4 separate regions of the Homo sapiens genome follow, and all the other regions are linked to region 2. The links are chromatin contacts, found by Hi-C or POLR2A ChIA-PET in ENCODE. All regions are on one chromosome and are shown on one strand. The core of a region is the stretch at or near the end of the contact, and the rest is flanking DNA. Distances in the headings are between cores, read along the strand shown. Region 1 overlaps LOC105378075 (a long non-coding RNA gene). Region 2 overlaps ARID1B (AT-rich interaction domain 1B). Region 3 has its middle 97 kb from the start of TMEM242. Region 4 overlaps ARID1B (AT-rich interaction domain 1B).

Region 1 (4,217 bases), core at 181-2,680, 220 kb after region 2:
ACATGTGGGAAGCCCAATTCTAATCCAAGAGGTTCTTGGTGAGCAATGAACTGCAGCAGGGATTCCGGGGCGAGAGGGTGAGGAACAAACAGGCAGACCCCGCCAGCTGTCAGCTGGGAGCCAGCCTGGCGCCCACCACTCCACCATGATGGTCTTTTGTTGAACAAACACAATTTTCCTGGACACCAACATCGAACAAGGCAACTCTGTGACTGGATAGGGGGAGACAAAAACAAGACCACTTGTTCAAACAAGGTAATCATGTTTGAACACAGACACACACACAGCACACTATTCAAACCACAAAAACAACCACACGTGCCTCCCTCTCACCCAATGTCAATGATGGCTACTTCCTTACCAATGACAGCCTTAGCTCGCTCTATCCTTTCTCGTCTTGGATAAAAACTAGTGATACCCAATTATACCCAATCCAGAGCAACTGCTCCCAAGTCACCTAACGCGAGCTCAACTCCTATAACAAGGTCACCTACCACCCTCTTACTGAGACACCCCAAGTTTCCCTGTGGTGTGCGGTTTCCCCTGTGGCAACAAGTACCCAGAAACCTAACTTTATTCAACTATGTGTTCCTGGTTTCTTTGGCTCATGGGCATTGATAACGGCAACAGGCTCTGGCAGCCTGGACCTGGCCATCTCTGCATTGACGATTGGCCCACCACCACCGCCATAATCACCACCACCGCCACTATAACCACTTCCAGCAGTACCACAATGGCAATCCCCTCACCAGTGTTACTGCCACCCCTACCGGCACAGTCCTCACCACCTCTCCCTAACTGCTAAGTGAGGTATACACATTTTATCCTCCTTTAATTCCATGAGTTAAGAACTGTTGTCTCCACTTTCCCAAATGAAGCTCTTATGGCTCAGTGAGGTGTTACAGACTAAATGTTTGTGTCCTCCTCCACATTCGTGTTGAGATCTTCTTCCCCAGTGTCATGGCGTTAGGAGGTGAGAGCTTTGGGGGAGATTAGGTCATGAGGGTGGGGCCTTCATGAATGGGATTAGTGCCTTTACAAAGGACACAAGGAGAGGACCGTCACCTGCAACTTGGAGGGCCATCACCAGAACTCAGCCAAGCTGCACCCTTTGTTACAGGGGCTTTAACGGACTGAGACACCAGGTTAGGTAACTGGCTCAAGATCGCACAGCTCAGAACTGGCAGAGCAGGGCTTTGGATCCCCAGTCAGCCAAGGACACTCTACTGCTTCCCCTGAAGCAGAAGAAGCCTTTGGGCCACCCCACACCCACCCCAACCCACCCCACTTCTCCCCCGTTCCCACACCCTTCCCTCCTCTCCTTCCCCCTGCTCAGATATGAGCTCCCCGCAGTTGCCTCTGAGACTCTCCAGGGCAGTCCTGGCTGGTCCCATCTGACTTGCAGATTGTTGTGTTTCTTTAAGGTGGCTTTGCACGCATTGTCTCCAGTGCCCTGTGTGTGGATTTCACAACTGAACGTGTGCAGGATGATGTTATTTCCTTCATACCAAGTCCTCCAGTCTATCTCCCTGTTGCCACCATGTGCCAAATGCAGTGAGCACATAAATTCTTTCCAAAGCCAAGAATAGAAACCAAGATTTATGAGTCTCAATCTATTACTGTAACCAGCAGGATCACTTTCTCCCCATATCCTTTATTTCATGGCCATATTTTTCTTTGTAAATGGCACCTTTTTAAGATGCTATATAAAGAGGCCCAATTCAAAGTTTTAAATTCAGATTATTTGGGCTATTTGAGAACATTCTAAGCAGCTGAACTATGGGTTGAAATACCCTTTTTACATGCTTGAATAAGTCCAAACAGCTTAAAGGATTTCCTTCAAGTTTTCAGAAAAAAAAAAGATTTACTTCTAGACTGAGGAAAAAAAATATGATAAACTTCTGCACAAAAGCAATGCCCTGAGAGAGAAATCACTTATGTGGCTGTGAAAATCAGGGGCTTTGTAGAAAATGCAGCCCAGCCTACAAGCAGAGGTCCCCTGGGCTCTTAATGCAGATGTCAAGGGTGTTTGCAGAGAAGCAGGCTCAGGTGGGTTTAGGGGGTGTCTGAAGGCCGAGATCTCTTCTTCCAGTGTGTGTTTATGCTAAACCCCAGAGATAAGGATTAGAGGTCGGGCAAGGTGGCTCATGCCTGTAATCCCAGCACTCTGGGAGGCCAGGGAGGGCGGATCACTTGAGGCCAGGAGTTCAAGACCAGGCCTGACCAACATGACAAAACCCGTTCTCTACTAAAAAATACAAAAATTAGCTGGGCATGGTTGCACATGCCTGTAACCCCAGCTACTCCAGAGGCTGAGGCAGGAGAATCGCTTGAACCCGGGAGATGGAGGTTGCAGTGAGCTGAGATTGTGCCACTGCACTCCTGGGAGACAGAGCAAGACTCTGTCTCAAGAAAAAAAAAAAAGGATTAGAAACAGAAATCATGCTCACTATAAAGTAGTTTAAATTGTTATTGATTCTGTTGAGTGTGAATGGGGAGCTTTTCAGTTAGGGCATGGGGGTGGCAGGTGGCACAGTTCACGGGAATGGCAGTAGCATTCCTGGTGCTCCAGGGAATTTCTCCTTTTATTGCTAGTGAGGCTGCACTGTGGTCTAGAAGCAGCTTCCAAAAATCTTCAAAAGACACATCACTGAGATGGTGGCTGCTCACTCTCTGAGCTCCTGCGTGCATAAAAACACTTCCCCGCTGCAGCTGTGGAAGCAACGGTGCTGCGGTTTGCTGTCTGCACCCCGGGATCTGCCTGCGGCACTTACCTGCTCCCAGGCCACTCCTGAGAGGAACGCTTTCCAGACTCGGGGTCCTCTCCTGATTGGGGACGGTTGGGGGGGGCGGGGGCGGTGCTTCACAATGTCCTCTCTGATCAGCTGTGAAAATGAGTCCGTGTTAAACAAACAGCATTGTTCCATGTGAGCGGCATGGAGGCCTCACCCTGTCCATGAACTGCTGGAGACAAGAGTGGCCATGCTATTGTCTTTCTTGAGAAAAACCTTTAAACCAGGTTCAAGGGTTCCTTAAGCCTTGGGTGGGTATCCGATTACTTTTCTTTTCCCCCAATGCGTCATTAAAAAAATTGGCTCCATAGAACACTTGTCTCATCTGTTTAGCTCACAGACAACCCCCACTCTCCCCGCAAGAAAGACAAACCCCAGTCTCCCCCAGACAGCAACCCCATCTCCTCAAAGACCTTGGGCAGCTGCCGGCAGGGATAAGAGCCACGTGCTTTTCATTACACCAGGGAGGCCATGTTCTGTTGTTTGGTTTTAATATTTCACAATGGTGATTCCAGCCAGAAATGAAAGCATTAAAAGGCTCTCTGGCTCATAAGCCCCCTGCCTGGCCCTGTCCTGCGTGGGCAGGTCGTCACTCCTGATGCAAGTGGCAAATGCTTAGCAGGCCTGCACTTTCCATGAAACGCAAACCCTCCAAGCCCACAGCCGGAGCGGAGGGTGCAGGCGGCCCCCTGCACAGCCCCCTCCTTCCCCAGACCCACTTTCTCCCGCACCGCGGGGCCTGTCCCCCAATGGGGGCCTCTATTGGGTCTGGTCAGCGCGGGGCCCCGGCCCTCCCACCAGCGGGGTCCTGTGGCCTTGTTGCGGGGAAGCCCTGAGCCTCTGGTCCTCAGGGCCCCAAAGCCAAAAGGGGGCTGCTCTCTGGAGTGCTGGCCTCCTTTGGCCGCCGGAGCGCCGCAGGGCCAAGATGGATCAGTGTATCCGCAGCCGCGTCAGAAATACATCGATTTTTGTTACAGCCACGAGGCCCATCCAATTAAAAATAATCACCAGCGTGTTCCAAGTCCTTATTCTTGCCAAGTGCATTGATGGCTGCTCACATGGAACAATGCTGTTTGTTGGACACGGACTCATTTTCACAGACGATCGAGAAGAAATTTTGAAGCACACGCGTGCCCCCAATCCTGGGCGGTCTGCAGGTTTTCCGAGGTGGTATTAATCCGCTTAGGCCTTTAGGGGGCTTGGGCCAGGGCAGCTTTCCTTGTGTGGGGCTGGAGTCATTACTAACCATTTATTAGGCTTCTGTCTAGAGTCAGGGCACAGGCCAAGGTGCAGTCGCAGCGAGAGAGGAGAGATAACGCCCCTGTGTGGTGCCTGGGAAGCATTTGTAAACTGCCAGCAGATTGGGAGGGGGAGGACAGGCAGGTCCTTGGAAATTACAGAGCCGTGGATGCACATCTGGTACCA
Region 2 (4,749 bases), core at 376-2,875:
TATACATGAAGAAGCTGAGGCCCAGAGATGCTAAGAAACTTGTCTAACTTCTCCAAAGCCACTGCTTGGAGGAGTTAAATTTAGTTCTGTTTAGTGTTACCTGAGTCCATGTTTCACTTCCTATTTCTCTCTAGATTTGGAGGAAAAAGCAGTTCTGAAATTGTAAAATTTCTAGCCTGGTGGCTTTTGCTTTCATTAAGGAAGGAGGGAAGAACTTGTCCATTAAATGTTGGTACTCCTGAAGGTTCTGTTTTAGGCTCTATCGTCCTTTGTGATGCCTTTTTATGATAAAACTCAGTCATCCACGCTCACTCAACTGTCATCTAATTGCCTGCGAATCCATGTTCTTTAGTCTCCTGCAACTTGTGCCATGACCTGTATTTCCTGCTGCCAGCGGGTCACCTCCGCGGATATACCACAAGCATGTCAAATTGCCGAGGACACAACCATGCCATTCATTCTTCCCACCAAGCCAAAAGAAAATCTGGGTGTATCTGGACGACTCCTGTCTTCCCCTTCATATGCAGCCATTATGTTTCTAGAGCTAGAACCATCTGAAAATCTTAAGTCCTTTAGGGTTTTTTCGCCCCCTGCCTTTCTCTTTTAGCAAAGATAAATAAAAAGTGAAACAAATTGGCACAACTTGGAGGATGAAGAAGTAGCAAAAGACAAAGCTGTTAGAGGGATAGGAGAAAGTCATTTCAGGAAGGAGGGAATAGACATAACAAGCAAATTTGCCGTTCAGGAAATGTTTTATTTAAGAAAATTAATAATATTTAGAAAATAAATTGGATGGAAATAAATTTTTAACATTCCTTCTCTGATGAAGAACTGACCTAAAATGTAGTTAGTTCTTTATTCTTGCTTTTTAACCTTGTAGATAACATCATGTTAGTCATTTACCCCCATACAAGTTGAGCACTCTGTAAGGGATGTAATTTAAACATGTCTCAAAACCAAAAACCAGTCCATGGGCAGATCTTTTTATTGCGATAATATATAACTACATAACTGTAAATTGGAACCTAAAAATATATATTTAATATGAAATTAATTTTTTTTAATTAACCCAAACTTTAACTTTTTTATAAGGGGTTGTGTTTGAATGCTTTAGCCACTAGGCATGTGTTTTTCTTTCTGATGCTGTTGGAGCTATAAATAGTAGGTAGAACTGAATGAGATGGCATCACATAAACAACAGCCTAGCTTGGTCATTTCTCCTACTCAGATCGCGAGTCAAAATATTAAACAGTGGTGGTTTCAAACTATATGTAATTTCCTCAAAATTATGCTTCTCTAATATTTTTTCCATCGCTTTTTCCTCACCAAAGATTTGTTACCTCTCCCCTTATATAACTCTTGGTCATAACTCAATAAATTATTTTTTTAAGGAGTGGTACGTGAGTTTATGCTGTACGTGGTTTCTTTGGCTGATCTACTTGAGTCCTTAATTTTCTTACAAAAAGTAACCTGGAACTTATGGCTAGAAACGATACATTCTTACAATATTAATGGCCGAAGGAACGTTACTTCTTTGCAGAATTCGATAAAGAAATGAGAAATTCGGGGACCCGGAAACTTTTAGCGCTTGCCCTGAACAGCGGCCCGGAATCTCCCGCCCACCCGTCCCTGCCCGGATGCCTGCGCGGCGGCGGCGTCCTTCCCTCCTCGGCTGCGCTTTTACTCTTGGTCAGGGCCCGCTTGAGAGAGGGGGATTTTAGAGAGAGGGTGTGAAGGACGCAGGACCGCTTTCAGGCCGCCAGCTCTCAGGCCTCGCTTTCCGGTCCTCACTGCGCGTCCACACCTCGCCTTGGTTTCTTTTGTTTTATTCAAGCCCCGGCCCCGCGGTACAGCGGGGAGACTCGCCCGCGCCCACGGAAGAAGCCGAGCTCCTCCGAAGGGAGAACCAGTGATTCCACGGACCCCGGAATCCCCCGGGAGTGGGACCACCAGGCAGCGGGCGGAATTAACCCTGCCGCGGAGGCGCTGGGCGAGGATGAGGGCGGCGAGCGCGGAGGGGACCGAGTCACACAGCAGCCCGGCGGCCTCTGCCGGCAGGCCCCGCTCGCTCCTTTCGGCCCGACCCGGGCGGGGGTTCCGGTGCCGCCCTCCCTACCCCGCACGTAGGCTCGTGGGGGCGGGGACAGGGGGACGAAAACAACCGCGTCCTCAGCCTGACTGAACAGGCTCGGACTCCTCCGACGGCGCCGCGCCGCGCACAGATGAGCCTTTGTGGGACCCCGCGGAAGGAGGCGCCGGCCGCAGCCACATTCCTTTCCGGGCAAGCGCGGCCGCCGCCTGCAGGCACCGTCCGCCCCGCGCGCCCGCAGGCTCCTCCTGGAGGCGGGAGGCGGCGGCCGCTCGCACAGCGTGTTTTCTAAAGTTTCTGCTGACACAGCTTCGCGTACACATGAGCCGGCGCGGCCAGACTCACGCAGGCACCGAGTGTTTCCCCTGCGCCGTCTCGCGCCGCCGCCCCGCTACCTCGCCGCGCGCCCCTAACCTCTGCGTCCCGCGTGGCGCGCCCAGCGCTTAAGGTTTTATTTTTCCCCTACTTCCTTTGGTGCATCTCTTTCCCCCTCTCAAAACCACCACCCAAACTTAAAGGCTGGATGAGTTGGAACCCGTTCGCGTAATTAAAACGAGTGGCTGACGGTGGAAAAGCCAGGAACTACAGACGAAGGACGCCAGCAGGGCCGCGGAGCCCAGGCCGCCAAGAACAGGGCGGGGAGGCGGGGCGGGGCCGCGGAAGGGGGCGAGGTGGAGGGGCGGGGCCGGCGGGAGGTGGGCGGGGCGAGGCTGGCAGGCCGCCGCCATTGGCTGTTACCCGACGCACCGAGGCTGGGCGGCTTAGCCAGGCACTTGGATTCTATTTGTGTAATAGCTGCTTCTTGGAGCCAAGTGCATGCTCATCAACCTTCCTTGCTGGGAAAACCAACTCACAGCATTTTTTAAAAGCCGAGAAACGCCTAGGCTTGTAAAGTTTCATCTCCTGCCTGTGCTTTCCTGTTCTTAATTAAATGCTGAAGAGTCTTGTCGGGATATTACTTTTCATCCTGTCTCTGCCATGGAGACTTTGGGATCACTGGGTGGTCTCTTGGTCACTTGCAGGTGTTTTAGGTAGGATGTTGCAATCTGCAATCTAGGAACATTTGACGACTTTTTCAAGTAAGCTAAACAACACATGAAACTATAGTAGATTAACCAAGACATGCATTTAATCCAACTAGTAGCAATCAGCGACGGCCACTTTGGTTTTACACTTTTTGTTCACTCTGTGAACTATATAATTTGACCATAAATTCTAATTTGTTCTCTTGTTGATAATTCTTATGCAGATAACTTATAACTTATGTGTGTATTTTTATCAGACTCAAAGCAACTTAATTTTGGAATTCTGCAAATTTAATTGATGATCCATTATAACAACGTAGGGTTAGGGTTAGGGTCAGTTTTCGGTGTTGATGTAGAGACAGAATCCAAAAGTATTTTGAAATGTTTAAGAGAAATGGCCTTGAAGAGTTCTGAATATTAACATTCTTCTGTTTTTATGCCTTGTAGTGTTTACCGCACGTGTGAATATGCATAGAAATTTTCATGTAGCAATTTCTGTGTTTGTGATCTGTATACAGATTTTATAAAAATAATAGCAGGGACATTTCTGACCTTGATCATTGTTGTTAACTGATGACATTTGCCAGTTACAGTTTAAATTAAGTTGAATTTATTATTTAGGTGTTTCATAAGAAGGAGTGAGTTGCATACTAGGATATACTCTTGTATTCCATATCCTCTCCTCACTCCGGCGCTTCCTAACAGGAAGAGCAAATGCATTGTGAGGATAAACACTGATTGGTTACTATCTGTAGAGCAGGATTAGCAGCTCTTTTTAGATTTTGAGCTGCAATCTCTTTTAATAGTGCTTAAATTGATGCAGGTCAGTGAATTTTGTGTTTACAGGCTTTTAACTCCCTAGCTTTGTGAATACTGAATTTATGGAAAAGCTTAATTTTCTCTGTATCTCAGAAGGGATATGTACAATTAAAAAAGAAAACAATACAAATTATTTTACATAAACTGGAGCAATTTGGAAACAGTGTAATAAGGGTTGAGTAAAAGATTTCTCCCCATCGTCGTGGCATATTCTACTGTTACACTTACCTGCCATTGCTCATAATGGGTCTGACGTTGTAGGTACATCTAAGTGTGGTTTGCAGTCACTATTTTATGTTATTTGGAAAGTCTTGGATTTTAAAATGTTAACCCAAATAAATATCAACAAGGCATATCTATTTGGGAGTCACTTATGACTTCTGCCCCTCCAACAGTAATTTCTATTTGCTGCAAACATTTGCCAAGTTTACGGCAAATTTTGAAGTTAAACTTTGCCTACCTAATATAATGAGTGTGTGGTTCCTATGCTCCCCTAGGTTTGCCAAAGGTAGTCTTGATGTAAATAATACATTCAAGTGAGATGTCAAGCAAGTGTATGGCTTGACAGATTTTGCATGTAGATTGTAGCTAGTTATCTCAGGTTATTTATTCTTTAAACTTTCACCAATTTACCCATTTTAAAAATAGTGAATTTGTATTAAAAATAGTTGGTAACATAAACCATGGCATTCAGCCTACATTTCATATGAGATTTATCTGCCTGTGCAGAGATGTTACTTAACTTGAAGGCCTCTTTGTGGAAGAAAGATTTGTCTTCCAACATTTTGCGTCAGCAGTGCTGAAGTGCCACTCTGT
Region 3 (4,421 bases), core at 582-3,081, 200 kb after region 2:
GGCCCTGAGGAACAAGAGAAGCTGTGTTGGTGGCAGCAAAGGAAGACACCAGCCTGAAGGAGGTGCGGGACAGACAGGTGCTGGATGGAGTGCTGCGTGGGGATGAGGATGTTATTTTTGACAAAATGAAGGGGAACATTCAGGCGGTCATTAGCGAGCATGGTAATGGGCTTGTCGCTTATGCTCGGTGACAAGCTGTAGTGGCTTCTAATTTCTCCTGCACCTCCAATTACCCTTCAGGAGCAAGACCGTCCTCACGGTCAAGCCTTTCCAGCCAGCAGATCCAAGCAAGGAATAAGATCTATGCAGCTTCCATGTGTCTCTGGGAGAGAAGATTGATAAAAGCAATCAGAAATTTCCGGAATTGCCTGGAGAAGAGAAGGCCAGCGGGAGGGGAGGGGGCGAAGATGAGGAAGGAGAGGGCACAAGTTAATAACACCTGTCACGTTGCCGAGGGGATGCTGAGGGCCACAGCTGGGCTCTGTTTCGGCTTCGAGCGGAACAAAGAAGAAAGGGCAGCTGCTCCAGCAGCGAGGAGGTGGCTGGACATGAGGAAGTCTGTGGCTGACGGGCTTCGGGGAGGCCTCCAGGGAGCTGCAGTCCCTGGGGACAGCACCCCGGTGCAGGTGGCTCCGGTGGCCCCTGGGTTTGGCGCCCAGCACATTCCCTTGACACAGCATGGCTATTTAAGGCCCAGGCCAGCATCCCATCGGGTGCTTTTAGCCGCCTGCGTCTCCTGCGCCTTTGGGGCTTCTGGGGCCTTCGTGACAGCAATCACCAGGCCTTTCATCCCCGTGGCTCAGAGCATCCCCCTCAGGGGAGCGGCAGCCTTGGAGGGGGTGAGTGGGGAGGGGTGAGTGGGGAGCGGCTGAGGGGGGCCGGCGGGCCCGCTCCGTTGTCCCCTGCAGCGGCAGGCGCTGGAGAACTCGGCTGCAGTCATTAGAGCCGGGAGTTGGCGACTGTTGGGGCCTTGTGTGGGGATGAGCTGTTAGGACTTTCCTGCCTTTAAAGAACAGGGACTGGTAAAATCGTATATATGAAATCAAAGCAAAGAGGAACCTGTTTTAGAGGTGAACAAGAGAGAGCTCAGAGAAGCGCATTAGGGACATATGGCATTTGTCAATCAAACGCAGAGCAACCTTCAAAAAGCCATTAGAAGGCAGCCCCATGCCGGTTCCGCCATTTGTGCCGGCTGAGGGCTCCCCCGTCCCGCAGGCCCCACAGACGCTCTGTTTCTGGGACTAATTAGCCTTCCAGAGGGCAATCAAGGGCCTCTGCTGGAACTTTCTTAGGAACTGAGCCGTTAGATGGCTTCAAATGGACACCACTAGAAACAGGCAGGAGCCAATTAGGCAGCGGCTCCCTCCCGGGGCCCGGCCAGGCTGCAGAGCGAGCCAGGAGGCTCCAGCAGCCTCTTGGTGCTCCCTCTCTCTGACAACGCTCCTGCCTCGTTCCTCCCCACATCCCCAATCCTTGCACTGAGATCATTAACCTTCAGGGCTCCACGAGGGCAGGCATTGGGTCTGCTTTACTCGCTGCTGGGTCTTCGGAGTCTGGAAGGGTGCCTGGCACGGAGCAGGTGTTCACTCAGTGTGGCCAAATGTCTGGGTTTTGTCCCAGCGGAACGAATCACGTGGGATTTCCTTTGCGGAGCATACTTTTAACAGGCCAGCCATGTCCACTCCCGCTTGAGTTGGACACGATTTAGGCATAGGGAAAAGGGGCGTTAGTGCCGTCTTGCCACACTCGCCAGCCAGGCCCACTGGCCTCGTCCCTGAGTTTCCCAGGGGAAGTGGGTGCCAGAGACCATCCAGTGCCCCCACACCCAATGAGTCTGTCGACTGAGTGCCGCAACCAGGTCCCAGCTAGGGGCCCGCAGGCTGCCCTTGGCCTGGGACACCATTGCGTTTTCCCGCAGGACCTGCCCACCGCTGACCTACCGCATCCGCTGCTGGCCTCCACCTGCTAGCCCAGGCCAGGGCCCAGGGTGTGGGTGCTGGACACGTCGAGGGGCACAGGGAGCCAAGACTGCCTCATCCAAGCCCCAGAGCCTGCAGCTAACAAGCTAACAGGGAGACGGTATGTAGCAAACAGTCACACAAATAGTTCTTTCCCTCACTCCTTGTGTCCTCCTATTCACCCTCCCTTCTTTGTCCTTTTCTTAAAATTAGAAGCTAAAAATATGTCCATTGTAGAAACTTAGAACAGTACAAGAGCATAGAGAAACAAAGTTAAAAATATCAGTTACCTGTAATTCTGGCATCCAGAAATATCCACTTTAATAAGGTGTTCAATTTTGTAAGCAAACTTTAAATTTTATTATATCCTAAGCCTCTTCATGTCATTAATTTTTCTAAAATTTGAGCCTTTGTGGCTGCCTAGGGCCCCATTTATTTCACCCATCCCCAGTTGTTGGACATTCATGTCTCTTCCACATTTTCACCCTCATAAAAAAATGCCGCCACAAACATCCCAGAAGATAAATCTTTGTCACAATCTCTAATTAATTCATTAAGATAAATTCCAGGGAGTGAAAAACAGTGTTTCAAATGGTATGACTATTTTTAAAGCTATCTGGACATGTGGCCAAGTTACACTCTTGGGAACGTCATGGAAAATCCCAGCAGAAGTCTAAGAAAGGATCTAGATCCAGCTCCTTGAACCCAGCCAGCACTGGGTTATCTTCCCGCTTTGCGAAATTTGTCCTGTTTTCATTTCCTTGTCAGCAAGATTGAATTTTTTTTTTGTATGTTCCTAACCCATCTATATTTTGTTTTCTGGAAATTTTCTATTTGTATCCTTTGTCAATATTTTTTTTACCAGACTACTAATCTTTTATGAAAGTTTATTGTTTGAATTATAATCATTAGAAATTTCTCCTTTGTCACTTTTTCCCTCCCCTCCCACCCCCACCCCCAGCCCCAGTTCTGTGTTTCAGACCTCAGTGTCTTTATCTACAAAATGAATCGCTGGGCCAAACCACCTCCTGACTCCAAAAGTCTTTTCAAGAGCTCAAGCCGGCTGTGTTCTGCCAGATATGTCTGGTATAATCCTCCCTCATCTGCAGCCCGGTTCAGGTCTCCCAGCCCTTAGCATAGCTCCAGGAAACTTGAATTCCAATGCCTGCCTGAGTTTGAGTTTCACACTTGAATAACCAAGTCAGGTTTGCTAATCAGGCTTGCAGGTGTGAGTGGGAGCTGGTCCCTCCCAGAGGAGGGTCAGGGTGTCCACACCAGGAACCTCTAAGGCTGGGCAAGGCCGAACTGCTGCAGAAATGCAAGGCATGGCCCAACCACCCCCATTTATTGGTTGAGGAAATAATTCTGTGACATGAAAGAATTTATCTCTAAATATGAAAAGGAGATTTCAGAACAATGTGAGCCATTCATGCACACACGTGCATGCACACCCACACGTGCATGCACACACACACGTGGAGACTGGGGTCGTGCACACCCACACATGGAGACTGGATCGTGCACACACACACGTGGAGACCGGGGTCATGCACACACACACGGAAACCGGATCATGCACACACATACGTGGAGACCAGGGTCATGTGCACGCACACACATATGCACACCCACACGTGGAGACTGGGGTCATGCACACATTGCACATCCACACGTGTAGACCAGGGTCATACAAACACACACGTGGAAACCAGATCATGCACACACATGTGGAGACTGGGGTCATGCACATCCACACATGGAGACTGGATCATGCACACACACACGTGGAGACCAGGGTCATGCACATACACACGTGGAAACCGGGGTCATGCACACACACACGTGGAAACCGGATCATGCACACACACGTGGAGACTGGGGTCGTGCACACCCACACATGGAGACTGGATCATGCACACACACACGTGGAGACCGGGGTCATGCACACACACATGTGGAAGCCGGATCATGCACACACACACACGCGTGGAGACTGCGGTCATGCACACACACACATGAGACCGGGGTCATGCACACACACGCACGCATGCCCACACATGGAGACCGGGGTCTGTAAGCATAGCCTTCAAAACATTAACCAGTTCCACCACTAGGAGGTGGGGTTACCCATTTTTATTTGGTTCTTTTAATTGTATTTTTCTACGACAAATGTCAATTATCCTGCAATAAGCAACACCCCTCCCCTCCTTCCTTTCAGATGTTGCTTCCAAATCAATTGCTGTGAGGCCGTTGCCTCTGAAGTTGCACTCCCACTTCTGGGCGTCGCCTCACCACATCCTCCAGGTCTTGCCTCTAGATGCCGGGGGCCAGTTCCCAGGTGTCAGAGAGTGCAAGGAGAGTCAGGGGCCATGGCAGGCCTGGACCCAGGGAGTGTGGAGGGGGCATTCTCCCAAGCTATGGGTGGGTTTATCAACACACATTATTAACAAGACCCAGAACTGG
Region 4 (4,747 bases), core at 32-2,531, 180 kb after region 2:
TTTATCCTCTGTGGGATGTTCTGAATACTAATCAGAGGTCTGGACTATCTGGAAGTACACACAGGGTTTCTGCATTATTTTTGAAGTACTTTTAACACAGGAAGGAAGATAATAGATCTGAGTTATATTAGGAAAAATTACTCAAAAAATATCAAGAACAAATTGACTTAAAATCTTTTTCAGTGATTAGAAAATTAAAGATATTAATAATTTGAAAGACATCAATCACTGGACATTAAGGAGATGTAGATTGAGAGACCAGGGCAGGAGAATCACTTGAACTCAGGAATTCGAGACCACCCTTGGACAACCTAGCAAAACCTCGTCTCTACTAAAAAGAAAAAAAATTAGCCAAAAGTGAGATTCATTTCTGTAGTCCCAGCTATTCAGGAGGCTGAGGTAGGAGGATCACTTGAGCCCAGGAGATCAAGGCTTCAGCAGTGACTGTGCCACTGTATACACACACACACACACACATATTCCTTTATATATATCTATCCATTTATATATAATGCATGTGTATCTATATCCCTTTATATATATATATAGATAGATATAAATATAGATATATAGATATATATAGAATATGTGTGTGTGTGTATTTATATGGGGTTGCAGAGGGAGAGAAGGAGACACAGACACTGAGCACCATTTTATATATAGAAATATATACACACACACACACGTGTATTGTGTGTTTATGTGTGTATATGTATGTTTAAATAAATACATCTAAATTTTCTAAAAATCTCCCAGTGCGGGTTATATAGCATTTGTCTTCAACCTAGGGAAATTTACATGTTTATTTTTAAAAGTAATTTTGATTTTTTTATTGTAAAAACAGTATGTAGCTATCTTAGAAAATTTTAAAACAGATAAAATAAAAGTGGAAAAGCCACGGTGTCTCCCCCTCATGCAATGATTCTTGGTGCCTGGAGAATGCCCCCAGCCTCCAGGCAGCTCCAGGGATCTGGCCGAGCTGGGTCTCATGGCAAATCTTCCAAACTTTCTACCTGATCATTTTGTTTCCTTCAGTAGCAGGAATAGGGAAAACAACAAATTACTTCCCATTCTGTGGCTCCAGCCATACTCCTGAGAAATCTGAGCCATCAAAGTGCTAATATTTATCACAGCATGTTCTGAGGGCAGGAGCACAGGACTAGAGGAAAGCAGCCTGGGAAGCCAAGGCCGTGTGTCTGAGGAGGCTGTCTTGGAGTTAAATTTTGCTTCCATGTTCTGCATACTTGGCGGCCTTCCAGGACGCCACCTTGAGACACTCGTGAGTGGTGAAGCCAAAAGAAGACAAATACCACTTTTGGGTTTGACTCATTTATTAAAAGCTCTGATACCACATTGCAGACTCTGTAGGGTGGCTGAAAGAAATAACCCGGCCATGAGAAAGGACCATCTGTGCTCAACCACTCCACCTCCAGAAGCACTTTCGGCCCCTGCGTGACCAACAAAGCGAGATCTGAAACCACAAAAGTTTCTCGTTACAGCTATGGCCTCCATTTAAAATCGGAAATGATCACGCTTAACTGTCCTTGAGAGCATTTGTTTAAAGTCAATATTTAACTTAACACTCCACTTATTTTTTCTTACTCTTTCGTTAACTTTCGTTCTTTCATGCATAGAGTCAACATTCATGATATCCTTGTTCTTCCCCATCTTCAGTTACTCCTGAGGCGTGGCGTGTGATGATGTCCCTTAAATCAGGTCTTTTGGCTGAGAGTACGTGGGCTTTGGACACTATTAATATTCTTCTGTATGATGACAGCACTGTTGCTACTTTCAATCTCTCCCAGGTAAGCCAGCATAGTCCAACTAACAACCAAATTAGGATAGGAGAGCATCAGGCCATGCACATTTGTGCTTGAACTAATGCCTGAGTTGATGAGCACTGACCGTCCAACACTGTTAATCACTGCAGTTGTTATCAACCAGCCTTAATCAATGTAGAGTTATCTGGGATAATATTCACTGTAGTCTTTAGTGTGTGTACACACACATACCTCTATTTCTTATGAGAGAACAGTGACTGTGTGTGTATGTGTATATGGGATAGATGACAGTAGTAACATTAAATTGTTCAGAATGAATATTAGCTGGCCAATGGGAAGAAATCAAAATGTAACATTAAGTTGTGACTGGAGTCAGCATTGGAAACACAGTTGGTTGCAATGGGACATAACCCTGCTTTCCAGGAGGACTTGACATCTTCTTTTCATTAAAAAGATATTCAAGATTTAGAAATTTTATATTCTATACATTTATAGAATGTATAAATATATATAGAAGGAGAGAGAGCAGTTTAATGAACCCCCATGTACCTGTCAGTCAGCTAAAATAGTTATGAACTCATGGCTAAACTTACTTCTTAGTCTATGCTCTCTCATTTCTGCCTCTCTCCAGGTTATTTTGAAGCAGTCATGTAAAAGCCTACTACTTTTAATGAGCTTAAACCCCTCCTTTGTTCAGAGGTAGGCTTCAGGTAGCTTCCAGCATAATAGCTAGAAGAGAGGAGCACTGAAGTTTGGGGAAAATGCCCGAGTCCACTGGGCTATAGACTTTTAAAGAAATATTTAGAAATAAAAAATGGAAAAAGGTCATTTTCCCTATAGTATACAAACAACTCTCTACTTTGAGTGCAAAAACTAAAACACTTAATTTCCTTGCTTCTAAGGAAATAAGACCAGAATCTTCTACTTCTTTCTTCTCTCATTTAAGCCCTCATTATCAGCCTAGAAAGGCAATTTTTCAATTGCTAGAAAGTTTATTAATAAGGTCATAAACATTGTACGAGTTCTGTGTTAACAGAAAATAAGTATTTAAAAACTGTATACTGCATTTGCTAGAGTAATGCGCTTTCATCCTTATGTTAGGTGAACTGTTGTTGATCACATATTTGCATAACCAGAATTGCTTTATTAACTTTCCCTTTTCCCCTGGAAAAAAAAGGGAAAATGCCCTTGGAACATTGTGCCTTCAGCACACTAAAAGCAGTTCTTTCTAGTTGGTGCTGGGGGCTTCCCCTGACTTCTTAAAAATTGTTCCAACTCTACTTTCAAGAAACTGACAGTAGGATATGAAGGTATAGCTGATTTCCAGAACATCTACCGGGAAAGAATCCTTGTTAGAATCCTTGTTACTTACTCTTTAGAGTTCCTAAACATGGTGGGGGGTGTTGGGAGAGAGGGCAGTTGCTAATCGTGAAGTGTATTGGTTTTTTCTTGGTACAGTTGCTTAAAGGAAACCAAACTTGTTCTTGTAGTCAGTGGTTCTCTCATAGTGGTTTTTGCCTTTCAGCTAGAGTCATAAATAACTGAAATGTAAAATTGCATTTTATGAAACATTTTAATTTATTTATCATAGGCTAAATTGATTTGTTTTTAATTTTCAGTGTTCATGAGCTACCACATTGCTGAAATTATCTTCTCCAAAAGATATATAGAGAACATAAATTAGGGTGACCTATGGTACCTGAGACAAAAATAACCATAAAATCCTAAGAATAACAACCATAAAAATCCCGGCAAGCAAGTCTCAGATAAATAATAGAAGAGAACAGAGTCACTTTGGGCAAAAGAGTCTATAAAATCCATGTTCCCACTCTTCTAATAATGAGTACATTGTCTCTAAATCAGGAACAGAAAGGTAAAGAACAGCAAGGCACTCCCTCAGTGATAAGATTAGAGATATGAGAATAAAAAGTAAGTTTTCGTGTAGATAGTCTAAGCAAGGAAGCAGCAAATAAGGAACATGCTAAACATCGGTTTAGTTTATACTGTAAAATTCAGGAAGTTCGCTGGACCTGAAGGGTAGTTTATCTTTCATGGTCCAGCCAAAAAGGGAGACAAACGTGTGACAATGATGGAAAGGTATTGACGGGTCTCAGGATCTTTACCCTCCTCGGTCATATCTGATGTCATGACATTGTACCTGTTCTTTCTTTCTTCTCCTCCTCCTCCTCTCCAGTTGTCTGGATTTCTCGAACTTTTAGTCGAGTACTTTAGAAAATGCCTGATTGACATTTTTGGAATTCTTATGGAATATGAAGTGGGAGACCCCAGCCAAAAAGCACTTGATCACAACGCAGCAAGGAAGGATGACAGCCAGTCCTTGGCAGACGATTCTGGGAAAGAGGAGGAAGATGCTGAATGTATTGATGACGACGAGGAAGACGAGGAGGATGAGGAGGAAGACAGCGAGAAGACAGAAAGCGATGAAAAGAGCAGCATCGCTCTGACTGCCCCGGACGCCGCTGCAGACCCAAAGGAGAAGCCCAAGCAAGCCAGTAAGTTCGACAAGCTGCCAATAAAGATAGTCAAAAAGAACAACCTGTTTGTTGTTGACCGATCTGACAAGTTGGGGCGTGTGCAGGAGTTCAATAGTGGCCTTCTGCACTGGCAGCTCGGCGGGGGTGACACCACCGAGCACATTCAGACTCACTTTGAGAGCAAGATGGAAATTCCTCCTCGCAGGCGCCCACCTCCCCCCTTAAGCTCCGCAGGTAGAAAGAAAGAGCAAGAAGGCAAAGGCGACTCTGAAGAGCAGCAAGAGAAAAGCATCATAGCAACCATCGATGACGTCCTCTCTGCTCGGCCAGGGGCATTGCCTGAAGACGCAAACCCTGGGCCCCAGACCGAAAGCAGTAAGTTTCCCTTTGGTATCCAGCAAGCCAAAAGTCACCGGAACATCAAGCTGCTGGAGGACGAGCCCAGGAGCCGAGACGAGACTCCTCTGTGTA

What was found. A loop is a pair of places that touch in the nucleus more often than their neighbours do. ChIA-PET counts read pairs that join two places held with the same protein, here RNA polymerase II (POLR2A). Pooled maps may share reads with other maps.
Region 1: a loop to region 2 is called in a map of ascending aorta, with 2.8 times the contacts of the local background. The contact joins two enhancer-like sites. A Hi-C loop is called at or near these places in 2 of 168 maps with a recorded cell type or tissue (ascending aorta and natural killer cell) and 10 of 50 pooled maps. POLR2A ChIA-PET finds 5 or more read pairs at or near these places in 2 of 52 experiments (CD4-positive, alpha-beta memory T cell and H1).
Region 3: a loop to region 2 is called in a map with no recorded cell type, with 6 times the contacts of the local background. The contact joins two enhancer-like sites. A Hi-C loop is called at or near these places in 1 of 168 maps with a recorded cell type or tissue (natural killer cell), 3 of 37 single-sample maps with no recorded cell type and 13 of 50 pooled maps. POLR2A ChIA-PET finds 5 or more read pairs at or near these places in 3 of 52 experiments (CD4-positive, alpha-beta memory T cell, activated CD4-positive, alpha-beta T cell and activated T-cell).
Region 4: a map with no recorded cell type shows a loop between it and region 2 (6-fold over the local background). The contact joins two enhancer-like sites. A Hi-C loop is called at or near these places in 3 of 37 single-sample maps with no recorded cell type and 4 of 50 pooled maps. POLR2A ChIA-PET finds 5 or more read pairs at or near these places in 4 of 52 experiments (activated CD4-positive, alpha-beta T cell, activated T-cell and activated naive CD4-positive, alpha-beta T cell).

The regions. Positions count from the first base shown.
Region 1 is chr6:157,242,906-157,247,122 of GRCh38, forward strand. All of the region lies in intron 1 of LOC105378075 (a long non-coding RNA gene), which reads left to right. Among named protein-coding and RNA genes, the nearest start is that of TMEM242, 79 kb to the right of the region's middle. Within about 2 kb of position 1,431, at least 4 of the 41 ENCODE cell types and tissues checked have a DNase peak (open chromatin) inside an H3K27ac peak, as active enhancers do; they include ascending aorta, where a contact is called at or near this core.
Region 2 is chr6:157,019,411-157,024,159 of GRCh38, forward strand. All of the region lies in intron 4 of ARID1B (AT-rich interaction domain 1B), which reads left to right. Among named protein-coding and RNA genes, the nearest start is that of MIR4466, 240 kb to the left of the region's middle. RefSeq lists silencers at 1,956-2,475, 2,776-2,865. Within about 2 kb of position 1,626, at least 40 of the 41 ENCODE cell types and tissues checked have a DNase peak (open chromatin) inside an H3K27ac peak, as active enhancers do; they include ascending aorta, where a contact is called at or near this core.
Region 3 is chr6:157,223,813-157,228,233 of GRCh38, forward strand. No RefSeq gene overlaps it. Among named protein-coding and RNA genes, the nearest start is that of TMEM242, 97 kb to the right of the region's middle. RefSeq lists enhancers at 3,162-3,662, 3,663-4,163. Within about 2 kb of position 1,832, at least 12 of the 41 ENCODE cell types and tissues checked have a DNase peak (open chromatin) inside an H3K27ac peak, as active enhancers do.
Region 4 is chr6:157,202,192-157,206,938 of GRCh38, forward strand. It overlaps ARID1B (AT-rich interaction domain 1B), which reads left to right. Exons shown (of 20, transcript NM_001374828.1): 19 at 1,675-1,805; 20 at 3,976-4,747. Among named protein-coding and RNA genes, the nearest start is that of TMEM242, 120 kb to the right of the region's middle. Within about 2 kb of position 1,282, at least 2 of the 41 ENCODE cell types and tissues checked have a DNase peak (open chromatin) inside an H3K27ac peak, as active enhancers do.